2 separate regions of the Homo sapiens genome follow, and region 2 is linked to region 1. A link is a contact called in ENCODE Hi-C or POLR2A ChIA-PET data. All regions are on one chromosome and are shown on one strand. Each heading gives the region's core, a stretch centred on a gene start or an enhancer-like site at or near the end of the contact. The rest is flanking DNA. Distances are from core to core; before and after follow the strand shown.

The links. Hi-C counts contacts between places; a loop is a spot of excess contacts on that map. ChIA-PET counts read pairs that join two places held with the same protein, here RNA polymerase II (POLR2A). Pooled maps may share reads with other maps.
Region 2: a pooled map shows a loop between it and region 1 (2.4-fold over the local background). The contact joins the promoter of LINC02786 here to the promoter of FHL3 in region 1. A Hi-C loop is called at or near these places in 2 of 50 pooled maps. POLR2A ChIA-PET finds 5 or more read pairs at or near these places in 5 of 52 experiments (GM10248, H1, MCF 10A and 2 more).

The regions. Positions count from the first base shown.
Region 1 is chr1:38,003,162-38,009,433 of GRCh38, reverse strand. FHL3 (four and a half LIM domains 3) reads left to right here and starts at 3,920. Exons shown (of 6, transcript NM_004468.5): 1 at 3,920-4,077. RefSeq lists enhancers at 1-73, 5,102-5,910 and silencers at 3,800-3,859, 3,890-4,249.
Region 2 is chr1:38,139,039-38,145,310 of GRCh38, reverse strand. It overlaps LINC02786 (long intergenic non-protein coding RNA 2786), which reads left to right and starts at 3,736. Exons shown (of 6, transcript XR_001737991.3): 1 at 3,736-3,854. LOC105378654 (a long non-coding RNA gene) reads right to left here and starts at 3,640. Exons shown (of 7, transcript XR_001737987.2): 1 at 3,597-3,640. RefSeq lists an enhancer at 4,281-5,194.

The sequences.
Region 1 (6,272 bases), core at 2,671-5,170:
AACAGCAGGGGTGCCCTAAGCATGAGATAAAGAAGAGTGTGTGGGGACCTCTAGGGTGAGTGAGGGACAACAGGATCCTACTCACCCAAGGCCAGTCATCCAGCTCTCAGGCTCTGCTTCCAGCCCCAGTTCAGACACACCTGTTTCCCAGGGAGGGAGGAGGACAGATAGGGAACAGGAACAGGGAGTCCTTGTGGCTGATCCCTGGACTTCCCTGGGGCACGTCCTCCTGGGCCAACGAAAATAGAGTGAGCAGAGAAATGTGAGCCTCCTGGGGAATGGAAATTGAGACAGGGAGACACAGCTTCACTGTGGGCGGCTTGCCCCTAGGCCGCTCTCCCTAGCCCAGGTGGCCCAAGCCAGAGAGCTAACTTTCTCTGGCCCCCAGACTCCAAGTCCAAGTAGCTGAACCTTAACATTTGATCATGAAAGTGGGGACTGTCCCCACATATTGACAATCTATTGTGTGCTCTCATCCAATCCTTACAACAATGCTGTGAGGCAGACTCATTCACTTTTCACAGTGAGAAGACTGAGGTTCACAGAGATTAAATGACTACAGATACTAGAGCCTAATGGTGAAGCTCATTTTTGGCATAGGGTGCTATGACTTCTGACTGTCCAGATTTGATTTTTTATTTTTATTTTTTTCCCCAAGACAGAATCTTGCTGTGTCGCCCAGGCTGGAGTGCAGTGGTGCAATCTTGGCTCACTGTAACCTCCTCCTCCTGGGTTCAAGCGATTCTCCTGCCTCAGCCTCCCAAGTAGCTGGGATTACAGGCATGCACCACTACAACCAGCTAATTTTTGTATTCTTAGTAGAGGCAGAGTTTCACCATGTTGGCCAGGCTGGTCTCAAACTCTTGACTTCGTGATCCGCCTGCCTCAGCCTCCCAAAGTGCTGAGATTACAGGCGTGAGCCACCGCCCCCAGTCGGTTTGATTTTTTTTTTTAATAGAGATCGGGGTCTCATTATGTTGCCAGATCTGGTCTTTTTTTTTTGAGACGGAGTCTCGCTCTGTCACCTAGGCTGGAGTGCAGTGGTACAATCTCGGCTCACTGCAAACTCCACCTTCCGGGTTCACGCCATTCTCCTGCCTCAGCCTCCAGAGTAGCTGGGACTACAGGCACCTGCTACCACGCCTGGCTAATTTTTTTGTATTTTTAGTAGAGACGGGGTTTCACTGCGTTAGCCAGGATGGTCTTGATCTCCTGACCTCGTGATCCGCCCGCCTTGGCCTCCCAAAGTCCTGGGATTATAGGCGTGAGCCATCGCGCCTGGCCCAGATCTGGTCTTAAACTGTTGGGCTCAAGCAATCCTCCTGCCTCAGCCTCCCAAAGTGCTGGGATTACAGGCAAGAGCCACCAAGCCCGGCCAACCATTGGGATTTGTATCCTAGCTTTGCCATTATTACCTGTGTCGCCCTTGCCAGGTTACTTAATCTCTCTGTGCCTCCATTTTCTCATCTTTAAAATGAGGATGAAAATATATATTTAGGCCAGGAATAGTGGCTCATGCCTGTAATCCCAGCACTTTGTGGGGCTGAGGCAAGAGGATTGCTTGAGCCCAGAAGTTCAAGACCAGCCTGGGCAACTTAATAAGACCCCTGCCTTTACAAAAAATTAAAATTAAAATAAATTAGCTCAGTGTGGTGGCCCACACCTGTAGTCCCAGTTACTTGGGAGACTGAGGTAAGAGGATCGCTTGAGCCCAGGAGGTTAAGGTTACAGTGAGCCGTGATTACACCACTGCACTCCAGCCTGGGTGACAGAGCAACACACTGTCTCAAAAACAAACAAATATAGATGCACATATATTTAATAAAGTTATTGAATAATCAGGTATGTCAATATATGTAAAGTGTTCAGGACTGGTGCAAAGAAAGAACTCAGGAAGTACTGGCTCTCATTAAGGCTATTTAGGAGAGATTAGAGCCATGCATCAAGAACAGAGATTCCAATACTCTGCCTTTTATCAGGCCCCTTCTGTACTCACTCATAACCCCTTGCTTTCTGAAGGCTCCCCACCTTTGCCCTCCCGTCCCCCAGAGCTGACCTCCTCTTGGTACCCACTCCACCAAGGCTGAGTAGTCTTCACTGCACTCCCCTGGGCTGGGAGTCTCTTACACCTGCAAGATACATCCCAGAGAGGCTGGGCATGGTCACTCATGCCTGTGGTCCCAGCACTTTGGGAGGCTGGGGCAGGCAGATCAGATCTTGAGGTCAGGAGTTTGAGACCAGCCTGGCCAAGATGGTGAAACCCCGTCTCTACTAAAAATACAAAAAAAAAATTTAGCCGGGCGTGGTGGTGCACACCTGCAGTCCCAGCTACTTGGGAGGCTGAGGCAGAAGAATCGCTTGAACCTGGGAGGTGGAGGTTGTAGTGAGCGGAGAGTGCGCCACTGCACTCCGGCCTGGGCAACAGAGCAAGCCTCCATCTCAAAAAAAAAAAAAAAAAAAAAAAAAAAAAAAATCCCAGAAAAAGGCCCCATCCATGGGCTGGATGCTCACTGCCTGGACTCCAGATAGCAGGTGCCTGTGATCCAAACCGAGGATGTTAGAGGGGCATACATACTGAAGCAGTGTCTGGTATCCATTCATTCATCAGATGTTTATTATGTGCCGGATATTGGAGTAAGTACTGAGAAGGCAGTGGGGAACAAAACGGAGCCCTGCCTTCATGGCTCTTACCATTTAGGCAACAACAGCAATAATAAGCAAGCAATGATTTAATTTTGAAAGGAAACCAGACCTGGTGGGTGACTTGGGACCCAGGAACCCAGGCATGATGCAGAGATGGGACGGAAAGGTTCTCAGGAGCCCCAGCCTGGGAGGGTGTTAGTTCCTCCGTGAGAGCTCTGCTACACCCAGCCTGGGGTGTGGGGAGGCCTCTGTGGGCACCTGAATCTTCACTCTAGATGCTAAGGTTATTCCGGGGTTGATTTGTTGTCTCTTGTTTCCACAAACAGCACAGTAGAGCCTCCTGCCTCCCTCCCTCCCCCACCTCTTCCAGACTGAGGCTATTTATTCCTAGTGACAAGCCTGAGGATCCCAGGGGGGGTGGCCTTAAGGACCTGGAGGGGCCTCGTGTCCCTAGCAGGCGCCAGTCCTCCCTCACGGACACAGGGAGGAAGCCAGAGGCTCAGACACCGCAGAGGTCCCCTCCCCTCTCCTCCACCACCCCTGAGGTGCCCCATCCTCTCACACTCCTCACACCCCACCCTAGAAGCCCAAAGATCATGGGGCCGAGGATTAGGGTCTCCCCCGGGCCTCAAAGGTCAAAACTATTCCTGGGCACTGCGGAAACCCAGGCAAGGCAGGACTTCTCAGTGTCAGGAGGCTGCTGGAAGTGGGGAGGTGGTTACCCCTGTTTTTGCTACTCAAAGTTGTGGAATAAAACCCTTTGGAGGTCAAGGCCCTATGGTGGGGAGGGGTCCTCTCTTCGTCCCATGTTTTCAGAGAACACCTTGGTGCCCGCTGACAGGCTCATGACAGCAGAGTCAAAACGTCCTCCTCCAGGCTGGATTAAGGCCGGGCTGAGTGTCACCCCTGGGGTAAGGTGAAGGGGTGGGGGGATCCGAGGAGGCCAGAGGACTCCCCCAGTGGACCATGGTCTGCGGGGTCTCGTGTCGCCGGCCTGAGATGGAATACAGCAGTCTCCCTCTGGCAGCTGGGGATGGGGGGTGGGAGGGGAGGAGAACAGAGGCTGCGGGGAGGGGACAGGGGCGGGGTCCCGGCCGCTTGAAGGTTGGGAGAGCCAGGTTAGGCCGGGCGGGAGGAGGGGGCCGGGCCGACTGGCGGCCGAAAGGGAGGTGGGGGCGGGGTCTGGCCCCCGCGGCGGGCTGGGGGGCCGGGGGCGGGGTCCGGGCGGGGCGGGCCCGCGCTCACTTCCTCGGGGAGGGGTTGGGGCCGCGCTCCCACTCGCCCACACGGTCCGTCTGCAGTCGGCAGCCTCGCCGGCAGCTCGCTCGGCCCCCGCTTGGCCCGGCCCGCAGGTAGGAGCCGCCGAGGGACGCGGCGCCCGGTTCCCGGCCCCGCCTGCGCCGCGCGCTCCCCGCTCCCGCCGCCCGCTTCGAGGTGAGCGCCCCGCCGACCCCGGCTCCCAGCCCTGGCGGTCCGCCCCCGCGCCCAGGCCGGGGAGCGAAGGGACCCGCGGAGGGCTGAGGCCAGCCGCGGCCCCGGTCCCCTGTACCCGCCGGGCTCTGGCCACGGGTGCCCGGGGCACGCCGAGCCCGGGACAGCGCCCGCCGGGACTGGACCCCTCCGGGCTATCGGGCGGGGCGGGGGCGGGGGCGGCAGCGAGAGTTGGGCGGGGGAGGGGGCTAAGTTTGAAATAGAAAAGCCGGAGAGAGACAGACAGACCGACCGACCAGAAGCGCTGGAGAAACTGAGGTTCTCGGAAAGCCCGGTGGAGCGAGAGACCGAGACAGGCAGGGACTCGAGGCACAGGAGGCTACCGAGACCACTGAAACAAGGACACACCGGGCGTACAGAGTTACTGGTGGACAGACCCGAGGCATGGGGGCCGTCCTAGGCTTTGTGGAGCATTTTCAGAAAAAGCATACGTGGGACCCCAGCGAACACATTCCCTAGGGCCCTTCCCCGGGCCTTGGAGGTGCCCTGAGGCTTGGGCGTCATTGGCCTCATGCTGAATCTGCTCTCTGAGGCCTGCAGAGACGCTCAGAGACTAGAGACAGAGACATTCAGGCGTGCAGAGGTGGCGAAAGAGACTTGGATGCAGAGACAGAGAAAGGGAGGTGGTGGGGATTGAGACATTCAGCCATGTAGACAAGAAGAGACCAAGACTTGAGATCCACAGAGGCATGGGCCCCCTGGGGGACAGCCAGTCAAGATACAGAGCCGTCCAAAACCTAAAGACAGAGACTGAAGTGTGCCCAGACACAGAGATGCTGAGTGAAGCAGAGACAGACACCAGAAACTGAGACTAAGTGGGGGCAGAGAGACCTAGGTGGTCTGACAGCTTCCAGGACAGCCCCTGACTTACCCGGGCCTGAACCATTGGGAGGTGAGGCTGTGGGGAAACAGAAACTCTGAGCCTACCGATCCCCCATGAGGCAGAGGCCCTGAGACAGTAAGTTCGAGATCAAGAAGAGCCCCACGCACACACACAGCCACCAAGACAGCCCCAACTTATTTTTGAACTCAAATCTTGGATGGGCTGCCTCAGCCCTGGGGGACCCAGGGTGAATGAACTGTTCCTCTCATGTCCCCAGAGCAGCTGCGGGATCTTGCTCCCCAACCCCCTTCCCTAAACTTCTCTGACTTCCAGGCCACATGGGGGAGAGCAGAGCTTGGGGTTGGTGCCCGGTAGCAGAGGGTGAGGGTTGAGGGAGTTGGATTTCTCCCCTTAAGTCTCCTGTCAGCTTCTAGAAGGTGGGGGAGGGGTCTGTTCTGATCCTGACTCACAGCTGTGGGACCTGGCCAGGGTCCTCCTGGACAGTGGGCATGTTGGGGGTGGGGGCAGAAGGATTGAATGGTTGGCATGGGGCATTGGAAAGGCTTCTGGGTGTCTTCCAATCACAGGGCTAGCAGCTGAGGAGAAGAGCCAGGCTCTGGTGCATCTCCTGTTCCCCTGCCCTTAAAAACTGACCACCCCCATGTCACCATCCGCTTCATCACCAGGGCAGCATTTTTAGGGAGAGGGAAGAGCTCTGGGCTGGGAGGCAGGGGACCTGGGTCCTGATCGGGACCTTGGGCATGAACCTGCTCTATTCCTGGCCTCCTTGTGCTCAGCTGTAAAATGGGGATGATACTCTGTCCTGCCTGCCTTTTGTGAGATCTGATGAGATTGTGGTGGGCATGGACTTTGTGAGTGGCAAAGCAGCATGCAGGTGTCTACATCCGTGGACCTGCATGAGAGATCTCAAGAGTTAAGCTTACTAGAGTCAGGCTGACCGGACTGAAGCGACCACTTTCCCCACTGGTGTCCTCAGCAAGCCCCATGGGCCTGGGGCCCCCTATTCTCTCCCTGGGCCTATGCTGAGAATGTCCAGGTCAAATTTCAGACCAGGCTGGGCACAGTGGCTCACGCCTGTAACCCCAGCACTTTGGAAGGCTGAGGCCAGAGGATCACTTGAAGCCAGGAGTTCAAGACCACCCTGGGCAACATAGTGAGAACCCCATCTCTACAAAAAATAGAAAAACCTAGCTGGGCATGGTGGCACATGGCTGTAGTCCCATCTACTCAGGAGGCTGAGGCAGGTGGTTTGCTTGAGCCCAGAGTTGTTTTTTTTGTTGTTGTTTTGTTTTGT
Region 2 (6,272 bases), core at 2,487-4,986, 140 kb before region 1:
GTTTTTCCACAATTTCAGGTTTTTCTCTACAGGAGATAAGACTCTCACTCAGGGCAGTCTTAGCAGATTTGAGGCTCAGTATCTGCTTCTGAAGCCAGGAGACAAAATTCCTGAGTTCATCATTTTCTTTCATCAGTTTGTCCACTGAACTTAGAAGCAACAAGCCAGCTTCATTATGTTCTTTGGTTCTCCACATATGCTCAAAGCTATTACGTATAGAATCACGGAAATCCTTGCCTCTCATGAGCAGCAAATCAGGAGTGTCAAATAGCTTTATTTGCATAACTCTCTAAATAGTTCACACCAAGGACTATCAGTGTTCTCCATACTGTTAGAATTAGAGTCCTTAGCATTTTGAGGTCAAATCATATTAAGCAGCCAACTCCAGAAACCCCAAAACCAATGAAAAAACTCCATCCTTAATATTCTGTTCCTCTAGAACCACTCCTGGTACCAAAATCTGTATTAGTCAGTGTTCTCTAGAGGGACAGAACCAATAGTATACATATATATAAATATATATATATATTATATATGAATTTATTAAGTATTAACTTACACAGTCACAAGGTCCCACAATATAGACTGTCTGCAGGCTGAGGAGCAAGGAGAACCAGTCCAAGTCCCAAAACTGAAGAACTTGGAGTCCGATGTTCGAGGGCAGGAAGCATCCACCACGGGAGAAAGACACAGGCTGGGAGGCTAGGCCAGTCTCTCCTTTTCACATTTTTCTGCCCACTTTATATTTACTGACAGCTGATTAGACAGTGCCCACCCAATTAAGGGTGGGCCTGCCTGTCCCAGCCCACCGACTCCAATGTTAATATTCTTTGGCAACACCCTCACAGACACACCAAGGATCAATACTTTGTATCCTTCAATCCAATCAAGTTGACACTCAGTATTAACCATCACACCGGGGAAGCTCTAGCCTTTCACAGGAAAGCAAAGGACAGACACTCTGTGGCCTCAGAGGGCTCAGGGTGACCTAGAGTTTCAAGACATTCAAGGGAATCCATCCAGATGCCCCTGTCCTAAGTGTCAGAGCCCCCAGTCAAGCCCTGATCAATCAAACAGGGCTGACTTGCTATGTTGAGAATTCAGTTTTCTTTAGAAATCTGCTGCCCTAACAATTCATTCCTGGGCCAAACCTCAGTTTTTTCTGCCTTCCAGCTGCAGGAGAAAGCCTCTTTATCTGACGGCAAGGAGGCCCTCTGGCTTTCACACTTCACCTTAAATTGGTGATTAATCACTCTCAGCATTTCATTGTCTTTTTCCAATGCCTTGCTTGCCCCCAGCAACAATCATTTAATTCCATAGACTTCATAATTATCATTCCTCTGAGCCTCTCGAATGTCTGAGAAAGTACACCCACTAGTACTTTCCCTTTCACCAGTATCCCATCCCACTTCCCCATCAGTGAAAGTTTTAACAATTGCACTGCTAGAGCATGTCAGGGGCTATCAGTACCTCCACCCACCACCAGTGATGGGGTTCTTATTACCAACTGGCCGGTGGATGATCCAGCTCCAAAATCCCATTTTAGAGTCTGTTTCCTAGGAACCACTTCTAGCACCAACTGTAGTAGTAGGTCAAGTTCCCTAGAAATAGATCAAAGATGGAGATTTGCATGCAGAGGACTTATTGGAGAGTGCTCTTGGGCACAACACCAGCAAAGAGGAATGGAAGCCAGGCTAGGCAGAGAGAGAAGTTGAACTCTGATGTATTGGCAACAGAGGTAAATCTGGGCTGACCAAGGGCTGGTGGAAAGTGCTAGAGCAACTATGACCCTTTAGAGATGTCCCAAAATGAAGGAAGAGTTATCCATTATTGAATTGGAACTATCTCCAGGGAGATGTAGTACCCTTTGGGAGGTGGTGTAATAACCCTTGGGAGGTGGCGTAACACTTGGGAGAGGCAGTTCCATTTGGCCAAAGGCAGTTCTTGGGAAAAGACTCAGAATATTGTTGGCCACAGATGCTTTCATTGACTGGGAGAACAGAGTGCCTCAATGAGTCCTTTTGCAGGAAAGCCAGGGAGACATACCATGGTATTCATTATACCCAAATCAGGGAAGTAAAGATGGAGAGTGGTGGTCAGTATTGTTGCTGAGGTCAAGTAAGCAACCACTGGACTTGACCACAAGGAAGTCACTGCATATTGGGAAGTGAGTTCATTCAGAGGAGCAATGGGGAAGAAGCCCACGTAGAAGGTAAAGAGTGAGCAGAAGATAGGAAGGAAAGATAGCTCTTTTGACCCTGCTAATGACTGGCTTCCTATATGGGCCTAATACCTATGAGCAGTTATCCTTTAGGAATGCACAGCTTTGAATGTAGCTTGCATTAACTCTGTGCAATCATGTGTGCAGACACATGTACACACACAGGTACACATTGAGCTGCCCCAAGGCAAGGATTCCGGCCAGAGACTTGTAAGCAGACCTCTATCCTCATTAACCAATAATGACCTCTGCAGATCAGACTTCTGTACACCACCTCTTCCTGTATACCTGGAAAGTCAAGATTTCCCAGCTGGAGTTTTGGCTTTGTCTTCAAGTCTGATAAGAATCCTGGCAGCAACCCAAAGCAAGGAGAGCCCAAGGTACTAACAACATTAACAACAAGTTAATATTCAGTGACTATCAGCTTTGTCCAAAGCACCTGCAAAGCGCTTTACAAACATTAGTTAACTACATCCTAAAACCCTGTCAGATGGGTACTTCTATTATTCCATTTTACTGATGAAGAAGCAGAGGCTCCAAAAAGTTAGACAACTTGCCCATAGTTTGCACAACTGGTTGGTAGCAAAACTGGGATTGAGATTCCAGTGAAATTGATGGCAGTCACAAGCAGCACACTGAAAAACGGGCAGGTTCATTCATTCATTCAGCAAATATATATGGAGAGCCTACTATGGGCCAAAACTGTTCCAGGCACTTGGAAAACATCAGGGAGCTATACCCACAGAGATCCCCTTTCCTCATGGGACTTTTCTAGAGGGAGAGATAGACAAACAGTAAATTTTATTTTATTTTATTTTTTTGAGACAGTCTCACTGTTGCCCAGGCTAGAGTGCAGTGGCATGATCTCAGCTCACTGCAACCTCCGCTTCCCAGGTTCAAGCGACTCTCCTGCCTCAGCCTTCCAAGTACCTGAGATTACAGGTGCATGCCCCCATGCCTGGCTAATTTTTGTATTTTTACTAGAGACGGAGTTTCACCATGTTGGTCAGGCTGATTTCTAACTCCTGGCCTCAAGTGATCCACCTGCTTCGGCCTCCCAAAATGCTGGGATTACAGGTATGAGCCACTGCACCCAGACAACAAACAATAAATTTTATATATTAACATTTACTCATTTATGTATAGTAAAAGACAAAGTGGACGCTGTGGTGTGGCACCCAGTTCTCCACTTCTGAGCGGATGCACTCACCCCCAGCTGCTTTGAGCACTGGTGGCCAAAGCCATTCAGCTGAGTCCCTCCCCAGAATTGTGCTCAAAGAAGACAGCTGCTTTACCCAAGGTCACTCCCCTTCCCTGGGGGCAGCCCACACCCAATAGTAGGTAGATGAAGCTATAAGTTCCCCAGCCCCCTCACCTTAATGCAGAGCGACTCTGAAAGTCCCCCCAGCTCACAGCTCCCCATGGGGTCAGCTGAGGCCTTTGTTGTGACTACATCACAATTCAACTGTTCCCTCTGCCTGGTTCTGCTTCCTCCACTGTGAGAGCCTTCCCCTGTAAACCTCCTGCAAGCCGAAGTCTCTGTCGGAGTCTGTTTCCCAGTGCACCCAACTTGTGATAGAAGGTATATGTTCTGCTGAAAAAGAGAAAAAGGAAAAAAAAGAATAAAAGCAGAGTAAGTTGGATTGGGAGAGCAGGGCTGAAGGGGCAGCAGGTTGCAGGATCAATAGGATATTTAAGGTGATCTCACTAAGAAGTGACATTGGAGCAGGCTTGAAGGAGGAGGAAGAGGGTTATTCAAGCAAAGATCGGGTAGAAAAGCATTCTAGGCAGAGAAACAGCAAAGACTCTAAGGCACGGGTGCAGCAAGGAGGTCATTGTGGCTGGAGAGGAGTGCAGGAGAGAAAATAGGGGAGGAGAAGTCAGGAGTGGGTGGGGTTAAAGGAGCAGATCACATAAGGACTCACAAGCCCCTGTAAGGTCCTCAAGTATTTCTTCAAGAGGAGCAGAGAAGGACAGGGTCTGGCTGCCGCATGGAGGGGAGGAGCAGGAGCAGGAAAGCCTGTCTGGAGGTTGCTACAGTAAACCAGGTCTTCGTGGGGTTGGTCGAGGTGGTGGCAGTGGGGGTGGTGAGAAGTGATCAGATTAAGAATATGTATTTAAAATACAGCCAGCATGATCTGCTGATGGACTAGAAGTAGGAAGTGAGAAAAAGAGAGGAGTCAAGAATGACTCCAGGGTTTTTTTGTCCTGAGCAATGGAAGCAAGGACTTGCCAAGAGCTGAGACGGGGGAGGACTGCAGGAGAAGCAGGTTTGGGGGAGACCAGGAGCTCTGCTTTGGAGCGTCAAGTTTGAGATTCACAGAGTAGCATCCAAAGGACTGAGCCAGCCCAAACTCTGTGACAAGGTACAATCCTACTGGGGCTCAGGAACCCAGTGGAAGTGAGTGACCCTGGGGGCTCAATGGCACAGGGGTCTGAGTCTATGATCTCATCACCTGACATTCCAAGATCCACTCCAAGCTCCTCTGGCAGCCTAATTCTGTGAGCAAAAGACAAAAAGACAGACAGAAAAGTCTCCATTTGATGGTGGAGAAGGGTCCAGCCCTGTGCATGTTTGGGACTGAGCTGAGAGCGTGCTCGCAGGTGAGAGTAGGGAGTCTATGCAAGTCGAGTGTGATCGTGCACATGGAGATGTTGATTGTGAGTGTGAGTGTGTGTGAGTGTGCGTGTGGCAGTGCAGGTTCAGGAGCTGGGCTCACCCGGAGTGTGCAAGTGTGTATAAGACTGATGCAGTGGCCCTAACTGCCGGGCACACTCCAGTGTGGGTGAGGAAACAGGCCAGCCCAAGGCATGAATGCACAGTAGCCTCCCATGGTAGTGGAATGTGTAGAATAAACAAAGGGCTGCTATCAGCATTTGAAACACAGCACTTGGGTCATCCAGCGGGTGGGGGCAGCATTGCCCCCTTAGCCACCCTGAGCCACATGGGTCCCCTCGGAGCCCTGCACAAACAGTCCCAGGACATGGAGGTCCCTGCAGCTCCCCCATTCCATGCCCTCCTGTTCCCCTGGGCTGCTCTCGGCTGGGCTGGGAAAAGTGCCGACACAGCTCCGGGGAGGGAGGAGAGTTAACTCTCCATTTGCCATTAAACATAATCAGGGAGCAATCTGCGTGGAGCCCGCTGCTCTGGCCAATAAGTGATTCCCCAGAACAACAGATAAAAGCCTGGCACTAAAGTGCAGCCAGAAACGATGTGTAATTGGGATGAAAGAATCCTTAAATCTGCACGCTGCTTTTAACTTGGGAGGCTTAAATTACAATTAATAGTTCCCTTGAAGAAGGCAGTAGGGGAATAGAGGAATTCCAAGGCCTCGAGCTCAGAGCCCTGGGCTGCATTCTCAGCTCTCCAGTGCTGGGGGAGTACAGGGGGTGCTGGGTAGTAAGGAGGAAGAAAGAAGCTGGGGGTAGGAGGGGATCCTTTGCAAGGTCTTGGGCACCCTGATGGGTTGCATTCGTTATGAGTTCCAAAGCCACCAGTTCCCAAATAAGCTCATCCGTACACCTGGACTTTCGCCCAGTTTCCCTCACAGTGTCCCTGGGATGTCGCCAACAGTAAAAAATCATCAGCCCCATTTTGCAGATGGGGAAGCTAAGGAGACACACCTGCCCTGGAACCCTGAAGTGTGCCTAATCCACCTGCAGTTCCCAAACTAGGAGGAACCTGAGAGCGCATCCCTCCTTACGGTTCACTGGGGTATAGCGGCCCTGAGAGGGGAGGGTGTCTGCCCAGCATCGCAAAAGGCTGCAGTGTGCAGCTAGTCAGTGCTAGAACCCAGACCTCTTGACTCTAGCGGCCATTCCTTCCTCTGCACCCCAGGCCAATGAGCCTGGAATTCTCTAAGGAGAGTACAGTTCTCTGGCACTAGCCATGCAGCCCCTCCCTTCCCCTACCTGCTCCCAGGGGTCCAGGCAGTGGCAATAACATTGTCAGAGACAGAAAGTCAGGGAAAGATGGGGAAGGCTCCTCCCCAGCTTTCCCTCGGAAGACTTCTTACCCTCCCCTCCCCTGCCAGCTCTCTCTCTGCCTCTC